Regions from separate parts of the Homo sapiens genome. Here region 1 is linked to region 2. Evidence: chromatin contacts called from ENCODE Hi-C or POLR2A ChIA-PET data. All regions are on one chromosome and are shown on one strand. The core of a region is the stretch at or near the end of the contact, and the rest is flanking DNA. Distances in the headings are between cores, read along the strand shown.

The links. Hi-C counts contacts between places; a loop is a spot of excess contacts on that map. ChIA-PET counts read pairs that join two places held with the same protein, here RNA polymerase II (POLR2A). Pooled maps may share reads with other maps.
Region 1: a pooled map of ovary shows a loop between it and region 2 (2.0-fold over the local background). The contact joins the enhancer-like site here to the promoter of KRTAP10-1 in region 2. A Hi-C loop is called at or near these places in 1 of 37 single-sample maps with no recorded cell type and 3 of 50 pooled maps. POLR2A ChIA-PET finds 5 or more read pairs at or near these places in 2 of 52 experiments (H1 and activated T-cell).

Annotation. Positions count from the first base shown.
Region 1 is chr21:44,901,900-44,906,753 of GRCh38, reverse strand. It overlaps ITGB2 (integrin subunit beta 2), which reads left to right. Exons shown (of 16, transcript NM_000211.5): 5 at 3,219-3,389. Among named protein-coding and RNA genes, the nearest start is that of ITGB2, 17 kb to the left of the region's middle. RefSeq lists an enhancer at 1-411. Within about 2 kb of position 2,938, at least 2 of the 41 ENCODE cell types and tissues checked have a DNase peak (open chromatin) inside an H3K27ac peak, as active enhancers do.
Region 2 is chr21:44,538,680-44,543,468 of GRCh38, reverse strand. KRTAP10-1 (keratin associated protein 10-1) reads left to right here and starts at 3,274. Exons shown (of 1, transcript NM_198691.3): 1 at 3,274-4,488. The coding sequence starts at 3,319. The coding sequence ends at 4,167. All of the region lies in intron 2 of TSPEAR (thrombospondin type laminin G domain and EAR repeats), which reads left to right. RefSeq lists an enhancer at 3,872-4,536.

The sequences.
Region 1 (4,854 bases), core at 1,689-4,188, 360 kb before region 2:
GAGCTCCTCAGTGCCCTTCCGCTCTGTCCCCAGGTGGAGCTGCCCCAGCCCTTACCATCGGTGCCCAGTGTCTGCACTCTCTCGCAGCCCGACGTTCTGCACCTTTTTTTTTTAAAGGGAGACCAAACCATTTGCAAAACACTATTCCATTACACACTCAGAAGGCCAGGGTACTCTTAGAAGAGTAAAGGCTCTGATCAGTCTTGCAGCCAAGAGACCTAAGTAACTGTTTAAACCAGTGTTGCCCAAACTGACTTGACCAGAGCACCTGTTTCGACTTGACCAGAGCACCTGTTTCAGAACACAGTCCCCTGTCAGTGCTTTGAGAAACGCCCTCCTTATCGGTGGCTCACGCCTGTAATCCCAGCACTTTGGGAGGCCGAGGCGGGTGGATCACTTGAGGTCGGGGGTTCGAGACCAGCCTGGCCAACATTCTCCTGCTGCGGCAGGAGAATCACTTGAACCTGGGAGGCAGAGGTTGCAGTGAGCCAAGATTGTGCCACTGCACTTTAGCCTGGGCGACAGGGCGAGATTCTGTCTCAAAATGAAAAGAAAGGAAGGGAAGAGAAGGGGAGGGAAGGGAGGGAGGGAAGGGAGGGAAGGGAGGGAAGGGGAAGGGAGGGAAGAAACGAAGCTCCCTCCTTGCTCCAGGAAGGCAGGTGTGGTGGTGCAGCAGATGGGAGAAGGAGGCCTGGTGTGGCCACCGACCTGTGACCTCCCAGGCCACAGTGAGGCCAGGGAAGGAAGGGGAAGCCATCTCCCAGGGAGAGGGTGCAGACGGGGCCAGGGTGACTTTAGAGGAACCAGCTGGTGTCGGACAGGCTGGGGCTCAGAGCTCTGCCCTCAGGGGAAGCCCAGGTCAGCGGCCACTGAGTTAGCCTTGGGGCAGAGTGGCCCAGGGTGCAGGCGGCCAGGTGACAGCCAGCAGCAGCCGGGAGGGAGGCAGCTGGGAGACAGTGAGGGATGGGGCCGAGCCATTGGGGAGGTCCTGCAGGAGCAGGGCCCAGGTGTCCCTGGGGGCAGCAGGGGACAAAACCCCACCCTGGTGGTAGGGTCAGGCCTGCCCCTCGCTGCCCCGTGAGCAGGCACAAGCCCCTTCGTGCTGGAACCTCCACCTCTGACCTCAAACTCGAGGGCCTGGCCCTGTGGCCCCTGGAGGCAGCTCTGATGTATTTTCCCCACGCCCCACTTCACAGTGAGGAAACTGAGGCTGACAGAGGTGTTGCCTGTGGCCAGAGTTTGTGCAGCTCTGTGGTGCTGGAGGTGTCAGGAAGGATCGTCCTGGAGGGTGGGGGTGCGCCTGAGTGGGGGCATCCTTGTGCCGTGGGGAAGGGTGGGGGAGTGGCTGCCCACGGCCTGGCATGCATCCCCACTGTGCAGGGGGCAAATGCTGTGGCCTCTGGGAGGGCACAGGTGAGCTCGGGTGGATGCAGGTGAGGGTAGGCAAACTCGGGTGAGCACCAGGGAGAGATCTTAACAGCACCCCAGGGCCACAGGCTCCCAGAGCAGGGCGGCAGGATCTGGGAAGGGACTGTCCTCTCGCGGGGTCCTGGCCCTACCCCCGCAGCCTGCTGGCCCTTCGCTGAGCCTCTACTCTGGAAGGGAAGGGACGGGGCCCCTTGGTCAGCCACCAAAGGCCTATGTCTGTGCCCTTTGACTGCAGCATGGCCACATTGCTCGTGGGGACATGGTCTTGGCTGCCTCCTCCATGTCGCTGCAGACGCCGCACGGCCCCCAAAGCCAAACACATTTACTGTCTGGCCCTTCATAGAAAGTGATTGGGGTCCTTGGCCCAGAGGCCAAGTGAAGCCTCTGAGGGCTGCAAGGCACAGCAGGGCGAGGGCCAGGGCCAGGAGTGCCGGGTGTGAATGTGGGTGAGTGTGTGTGTGTGTGAGCGCATGTGTGTGTGGTGTGTGTGTATGCATGGTGTGTGTGGTATGTATGTGTTTAGCATTGTGTGGGGTGTGTGTATATGTGTGGCACGTGTGTGTATGGGTGTGAATGCATGTGTGTGGCATGTGTATATGTGTGTGGCATGCATGTGTATGTGAGTGCATGTGTGTGGTGTATGTGCGTGAGTGCATGTGTGTGTGTTTGGTGTGTGTATGTGTGTGCGAGTGTGTGTGCGTGCATGTGGTGTGTTTGTGTATATGAACAAGTACATATAGTATGTGTGCTTTGTGTCTGGTGTTGTGTATGAGTGTGAGGTGTGTGTGTATGCGTGCATGTGTGGTGGTTGGTGTTTGTGGTGTGTGTGCATATTTGTGGTGTGTTTGCTGTGTGTGGGTGCCATGTGCGTGTATATGTGGGTGCGTGTGTGCTACGTGTGACTGTGTGTGCATGAGTTATATTTGTGTGTGAGTATTGTGTGTGTGCATATATGTGGGTGTGTATGCCATGTGTGACTGTGTGTGCATGTGGTGTATTTATGTGTAGGAGTGCGTGTGTGTGTGTCTGTGAGGAGGGGCACATACCCTTTCTCCCAGGGTGTGGCAGCAGGCAGGTTGGGGGTGGAGTGGGCTCTGCACTTGTCCTGCCGCCCAGGGGGGCTGAAGGCTGGAGGGTGGGGCAGAGGGGACAGGCTTCGTCACCCTCCCTCCCTGCTCATTCATTAACATGATGTGTGTTTATGGAGAGCTGACTTGTACCAGGCACGGTTCTGGGAGCCAGGGACACAGGCTGGTTGCGGTGACAGGTAAACAGACAGCTACACAACCGCACGTGTGACTGAGACGCGGGCGAGCGGAAGTCCAGGGCTGGGATGGAGAAAGGGGCCTCCTGGGGACGGCCCGCGTGGGCCTTGCTGGGAAGTGCCAGGTTCGTGTGATGCCTGTCTATGTGGCTGCTGATGAGGGCGCCCGTGGGACTGCAGGCATGGGGCCGGGTTAGGTGTGAGCCCAGGTGAGCCGCTGCCACTCTCAATGAAAGGCGTCCCCAATGTCGCTGGCGTCAACTCTAAGCACCCCAGGCGGGTTTCAGTGTCACTGCGAGGCACATGCCTGCGTCCGGGAGTCATGTCCTTCCTCTGAAACTCCAGCCTGCCTGGATGTCCTGTGTCTGGTCCTCAGCTCTCCTGCCAGGCGGGGAGAGGGGAGGTCAGGAGGATTTGGGGGCTGGAGGAGAGGGTGCCAGTGCACAGCCCGCTCGGGGCCACACGCCCCCAGACACCCTGTGTGAGATGTGAGGTGTGGCTCCTTTTGTTCTGTCCCCACCGGCAGGCCAGGCAGCAGCGTTCAACGTGACCTTCCGGCGGGCCAAGGGCTACCCCATCGACCTGTACTATCTGATGGACCTCTCCTACTCCATGCTTGATGACCTCAGGAATGTCAAGAAGCTAGGTGGCGACCTGCTCCGGGCCCTCAACGAGATCACCGAGTCCGGCCGCATTGGTGAGGCCCAGGCACTGCAGGACAAAACCCAGTCCTTTCCCAGACCCTGGCCACTCCTGCCTGTGGCCCACACAACTCCTCGCACTCAGGTCCCCAGGGTAGATCTGGGGGCCCCAGATGCAGGTCCCCCCAGGGCATCCACAGGGCTGCAGTCGGCCTGCCTCCCTGCCAGGGGCCACACCCAGTCCCTGGCTCCCCAACACTTGTAGACATTGTCCAGCCCTCCACTTCCCCTTCCATCTTCTACTTCCTTTATTTATTTCTTGGTATGTTTAAAAGACAAAATTCTGACAGTGCCAATTATTAAACATTAAAGACCACAACACATATAGACGGCACAGCGACGGCAGCACTGAAGAAACCACACAGCAAGCTCTGCTGGGCCAAGGGCTCCGCTCTACACCAGCACTGCCTTGCCACAGAGCAGGTCTCCAGCACACGTGTGTGTCAGTCACAGCGCATGTCTTCCCCGCCGGCCGTGGCTTCTCACATCGGCACTCTGCCACCTTCCCTACATGCGGGGATGCACACATGCACGATAACACACACACACACAAGCAAATGCATGCTCACACAAATGCACGCTCACACACAAATGCACGCTCATGCACGTGAATGCACGCTCACACACAAATGCATGTTCACACATGCAATGCACACTCACACACAAATGCATGCTCAAACGCAAATGCACGCTCACACATGCGAATGCACACTCACACATGAATGTATCCTCACATGCACAAATGGATGCTCACACACGCGAATGCATGCTCACACACAAAAGCACACCCAAACTCAAATGCACACACACGTGAATGCATGCTCACACACGTGAATGTATGCTCACACACATGCTCAAACACACAAATGCATGCTCTCACATGTGAATGTATGCTCACACATGAATGTATGCTCACACGCAAATGCATGCTCACACACGCGAATGTATGCTCACATGCACAAATGCACGCTCACACACGTGAATGCACGCTCACACACAAATGCATGCTCACACACATGAATGCATGCTCACACTTGCATGTGCACACACATGCACACACAGTCATACACACGTGCAAGACCACATGTGCACACAGACATGCTCACATGCACACTCATGATCACCCATGTATGTCTTCACTCACATGTATAAATCGTACATAAACACACATGCCCACATATGTACCTGGTCACCTACGTGAACTAGGTGTGTCCATACCTGAACATGCTCACATGCATACAGGAATACGTGCACACACAGTTGTGCTACGCATGTACACACTCATGTTTACACATGCAGATGGCTGCACACACAGATACACATACGCACCTGTTCACATGCCCACATGTATACCTGGTCACACACATACATGCAGGAACACACATGCATACACTTATGCTCATCCATGTACATTGCACACTCCCAGGTTCACACACACGCCCACATACGTTCACATGTGTG
Region 2 (4,789 bases), core at 2,025-4,524:
AGCATCTACTTCCTAGTGAGTCGTATATTCCTTTGTTATTATAGTGGAGATTATAACATGAATCCATGACTTTTTAAAGTCTCATGTAAATTAGACCTTATATTATTTTTCAGATGGTGCAGTGTGCTTAAGCCACTTTAACTCTATGTAGCCCCTCCTGAATTTTGTGTTCTTGCCATGTATTTTATTTCCATAAATATTTTACAACTTACATTTTATACAGTCAACATTCATTTAGATTTTCCCCATGTGTTCTTCTTTTGTTACACTTCATTTCCTTATCAACTTCTTGCTTTCATCTGTGCTTGTTTTCATTCTACCTAATGCTCCCTTTAGTATTTTCTGTAGTGCAGATCCTGCTGGTGACATATCCTCTCGGTGTCCAGAGGATGTCATTATTCTGTTCTCATTTGGGGGAATCTTCTTCCCAGGTATAGAATTCTAGCTTTGTGCTTCTTTTCTTTCAGACAGTAAATATATCATTCCATTGTCCTCTGCCTTTCATCATTTCTACTGAGAAGTCATCTGTAAGTGTTATTGTTGCTTCTTTGAAGGTAATATGTCTTGTTTTCCTCTGGCTGTTTTTAAATTTTTCTGTCTTTGGATTTCAACCCCAATGTGCCCAGGTGTAGTTTTCTTTGTGTTCACTTGCTAAAGATTCTTGGTTTGGAGGGTTCCTTTTTTTCTTTTTCTTTTTTCTTTTCTTTTTCTTTTTTTTTTTTTTTTAACAGGTCTCTTTCTGTTGCCCAGGTTAGAGTGCAGTGGTGCAATCTTGGCTCACTGCAGCCTCTACCTCCCAGGCTCAAGTGATTCTCCTCCTTAGCCTCTTGAGTAGCTGGGACTACAAATGTACCACCAAAGTGGGCCAACTTTTCATATTTTTTGTAGAGATTGGGTTTTGCTATATTGTCCTGGCTGGTCTTCAACTCCTAAGCTCAAGCAGTTTGACCACCTTGGCCTCCCAGAGTGCTGGTATTACAGGTGTGAGCCATCATGCCTGGCCTAAAGATTCTTAAATGCTCTTTGCATCTATGCATTTCATCAGGTTAAAGTTCTTGTCCATTACATCTTCAAATATTTTACTACCCCTATTTCACTCCTCTCCTTGTAGGATTTCAATCATTTTTCCCATAAATTTTCACAAAATATAGGCATGTTTATTGCTCCACTTTCTTTATTTCCCTCTTTTCTTTCCCATCTCTGTATTCAGGCTTGAAATTTCCTCATCTCCCTTCCTTTACTAATCTTCTCTTTGGTTTTGTCTATATGTTGTAAAGCTAAGCTACCTAGTTCTTAATTTCAGCTATTGTGTTCTTCGTTTCCAGAATTTTTGTTTGATTCCATTTAATAAATCCAGTTTGACACTGAAATTCTCCATTTGTTCTCTATTTTCTTGAGCAAGTTAATCAGCATTAAATTCCAGTTTCACAATTCTAATATCTAGATCTCCTGCACGTCTGTTTCTCTTGTTTGTTTTTTTCCTCTTGGTCTTTTGGTCAGTTGGTCTTGTCTTCTAATATCCCTAGTAATTTTTTGACTGCATGAAGGACTTTATGAAAATTTATAAGATGATTTGAGCCTCTGTTGATGCTGCTGTCTCCAGAAGAGATCACTTTTGTTTCTGGGAGGCAGTTAGGCTACAGGCAGATCATATGAGTTCAGTGCGAGTTTATTTAAAGATAGGTTTCATTCTTTCTGGTTTTTCCTTCCTCCTAGGGAGTAGCCCTTCACTTACATTCAGCATTTCCAACTGAAAGCCTAGGGTGTTTTTGCTAGAATCCCTCCACCTTGTCAGGTCCTGAACTCTGTGGTTTTTTTCTTCTAATTCCATGAGACTACTAAAAGCTCTGCTCAGCTGATCAGGCTCTCGGCCTCTTGGCTGTGGTCTGTAAATTGGTAAATGCCTCAGTAAGAAAATCCACAAGGAATATTGGACTCACTTCTGTGCAGTTTCTCTCTAATGCGGATTCACTCACTCAAGTCTCAGCTGTCTTGATACCTCCCGGCCCCTTCGAACAGAGATTTTGTTTGTAAACCAGATTTCCTAATATTTCTCAGCTAGATGGCCAGTCTGATGTAAGCCAGTTCCCCACACACGAAAGGAGAACTTGACAGAGCATTTTATACAGCATAAGAAAAAGGTGGCACAATGGAATCGCGTTCAGAGCTCAAAATTACTCTTCAATAATTTCTCCAAAAAAGTTTATTATTTCAGCCCATTTTTATAAAGGCTTTTCCTTGGGCCAGGCATGATTTTAGGCCTTTGAAGACTGAGTGGTGAACAAGACAAACACACTCCCTGCTCACATGCAGCTTACGTTTGAAGAAAGGAAGCTGAGGACAGCAAGGACAATGAACAGGAACAGGGAAGACACGTGGTGCAGAAATACTGATGATGGCCAGGCACCGGGCTCACGCCTGCAATCCCAGTACTTTGGCCAAGGCAGGAGGGATCACTTGAGACGCCATCTGTACAAAAAAAAAAAAAAATAAATTTAAGAATATTGATAACGGGACTTGAGTTATCTATGGTTGAAGCACATCATAAAGCTATGGCCTTTAAGAGCAGAACCAAATCCATGGGCCAGTTCAAAACTTTTCTTTCCTGTCCGAAACCCAGTCCTATCCCCAGCGTTCCCACACCAACGTCTGAGTGGACCTCGGGGAAGGCCGTGGGGAGGGGCATGGCCTCTCCTTCCTTGCTCCCCTTCTCCCTGTTTGGGGCTCTAATTTCTTCAGTGATGGGGATGGGGGAAGGAATGTGCAGGGCCACCACTGTGGGGTTCGCTGGCCACTGCTGCACCTTCTCTCCGGCTGCTCCAGTGATCCTGTGCTTCTACCAGCTGCTTCTGCCTCTTCAGTGAGGACCCGCTTTAGGGAGGAGACGCCCCCACGATCGTGAGTGGGACAGCTCTCACCCTGGCATGCCACACTTTGCATAAGGCTGAAGGGCCACCCCTGCCTCCGCAGCCCCCTTCTTACAACCCGGACTGCACTGGTGGCGTGCTGGGACCAGGTCCACCTCCACTCTTGCCCCCAGGGATCCACATGGGACAGGCTACAGCCCAGACAGGACAGGAGATTTATGACCTGGGCCACATCACAGGCAAACAAACATCCCTAGTCATGACACACGCCACCTCTCAGCAACCAGGAAGGGGACGCTGTGGGCCCTGGAACAACAAGGCCAGAAGGGGTATAAAAGCAGAGCCCCACGAAGCTCACACACTCACTCACACACTCAGTCACTCACACACACACTGACTCCCACACTCACTCACTCACACCTCCCGCAGCTCACCTCCTCCCCACCCCAGCATGGCCGCGTCCACCATGTCCGTCTGCTCCAGCGCTTGCTCCGACTCCTGGCAGGTGGATGCCTGCCCAGAGAGCTGCTGTGAGCCCCACTGCTGCGCCCTCAGCTGCTGCGCCCCGGCCCCCTGCCTGACCCTGGTCTGCACCCCAGTGAGCCGTGTGTCCAGCCCCTGCTGCCAGGCAGCCTGTGAGCCCAGCCCCTGCCAATCAGGCTGCACCAGCTCCTGCACGCCCTCGTGCTGCCAGCAGTCTAGCTGCCAGCCGGCTTGCTGCACCTCCTCCCCCTGCCAGCAGGCCTGCTGCGTGCCCGTCTGCTGCAAGCCTGTGTGCTGCCTGCCCACCTGCTCTAAGGATTCCTCTTCATGCTGCCAGCAGTCTAGCTGCCAGCCAACTTGCTGTGCCTCTTCCTCCAGCCAGCAGTCCTGCTGTGTGCCTGTTTGCTGCAAGCCTGTGTGCTATGTGCCCACCTGCTCTGAGGATTCCTCTTCATGCTGCCAGCAGTCTAGCTGCCATCCAGCTTGCTGCACCTCCTCCCCCTGCCAGCAGGCCTGCTGCGTGCCCGTCCGTTGCAAGCCTGTCTGCTGCAAGCCCATCTGCTGTGTGCCCGTCTGCTCTGGGGCTTCCACTTCATGCTGCCAGCAGTCTAGCTGCCAGCCGGCTTGCTGCACCACCTCCTGCTGCAGACCCTCCTCCTCCGTGTCCCTCCTCTGCCGCCCTGTATGCCGGCCCGCCTGCTGTATGCCTGTCTCCTCCTGCTGTGCCCCTGCCTCCTCCTGCCAGGCCAGCTGCTGCCGCCCGGCCTCCTGCGTGTCCCTCCTCTGCCGCCCCGCGTGCTCCCGCCCGGCCTGCTGAGGCCTCTGCTCAGGCCAGGAGTCCAGCTGCTGATGGGCACCCGCCCTGGGCCAGCTGGGCTCAGTTCCTGACCTGGGTTAGGTGGCTTCCCCCACCTAGGACGGGTCCCCGTGTCTCCCCTGTGCTGAGGTGACCCCCCCTCCTTGCTCCCAGGAGCCTCCATCCTTGCAGCTCCCCAGCTCTTGCCTTCCAGCAGGTGCCCACCTGCCTGCTAGGTCCCCTGTCCTCCCTCCCAGCTTCTCTGCTCTGGGTCACTTGGCCTCGACTTGAACCTCTCAGCACCTCCTCCTGCTCCCCAATAAACTCTCCTTGGTCACCTGATTCTCTTTTCTGTTGTGTTCCTGGGGGACACATGGTTTTGAGCTGACATTGGTCTCCTCCAGCCATGATTATTTTTAGGAATGAGTGACTTAACCTAGAAGTCACAGGGGACAGTGGCCTAACTCCTCCAGGGGGTCACCAGGTGGGACTCACGGTCACTCCCAGGAAGGCTCAGTCCCAGCTCAGCCCCTGTGCCCGGGTCTTCCTGAGCCTGGTCATTCGCTGTCATGCCCTGGGCTGTGGGGCTCTCCAGGCCCCAGGACTGTCCCACCCACTCTCTCACCTGGGAGAGCCCACACTG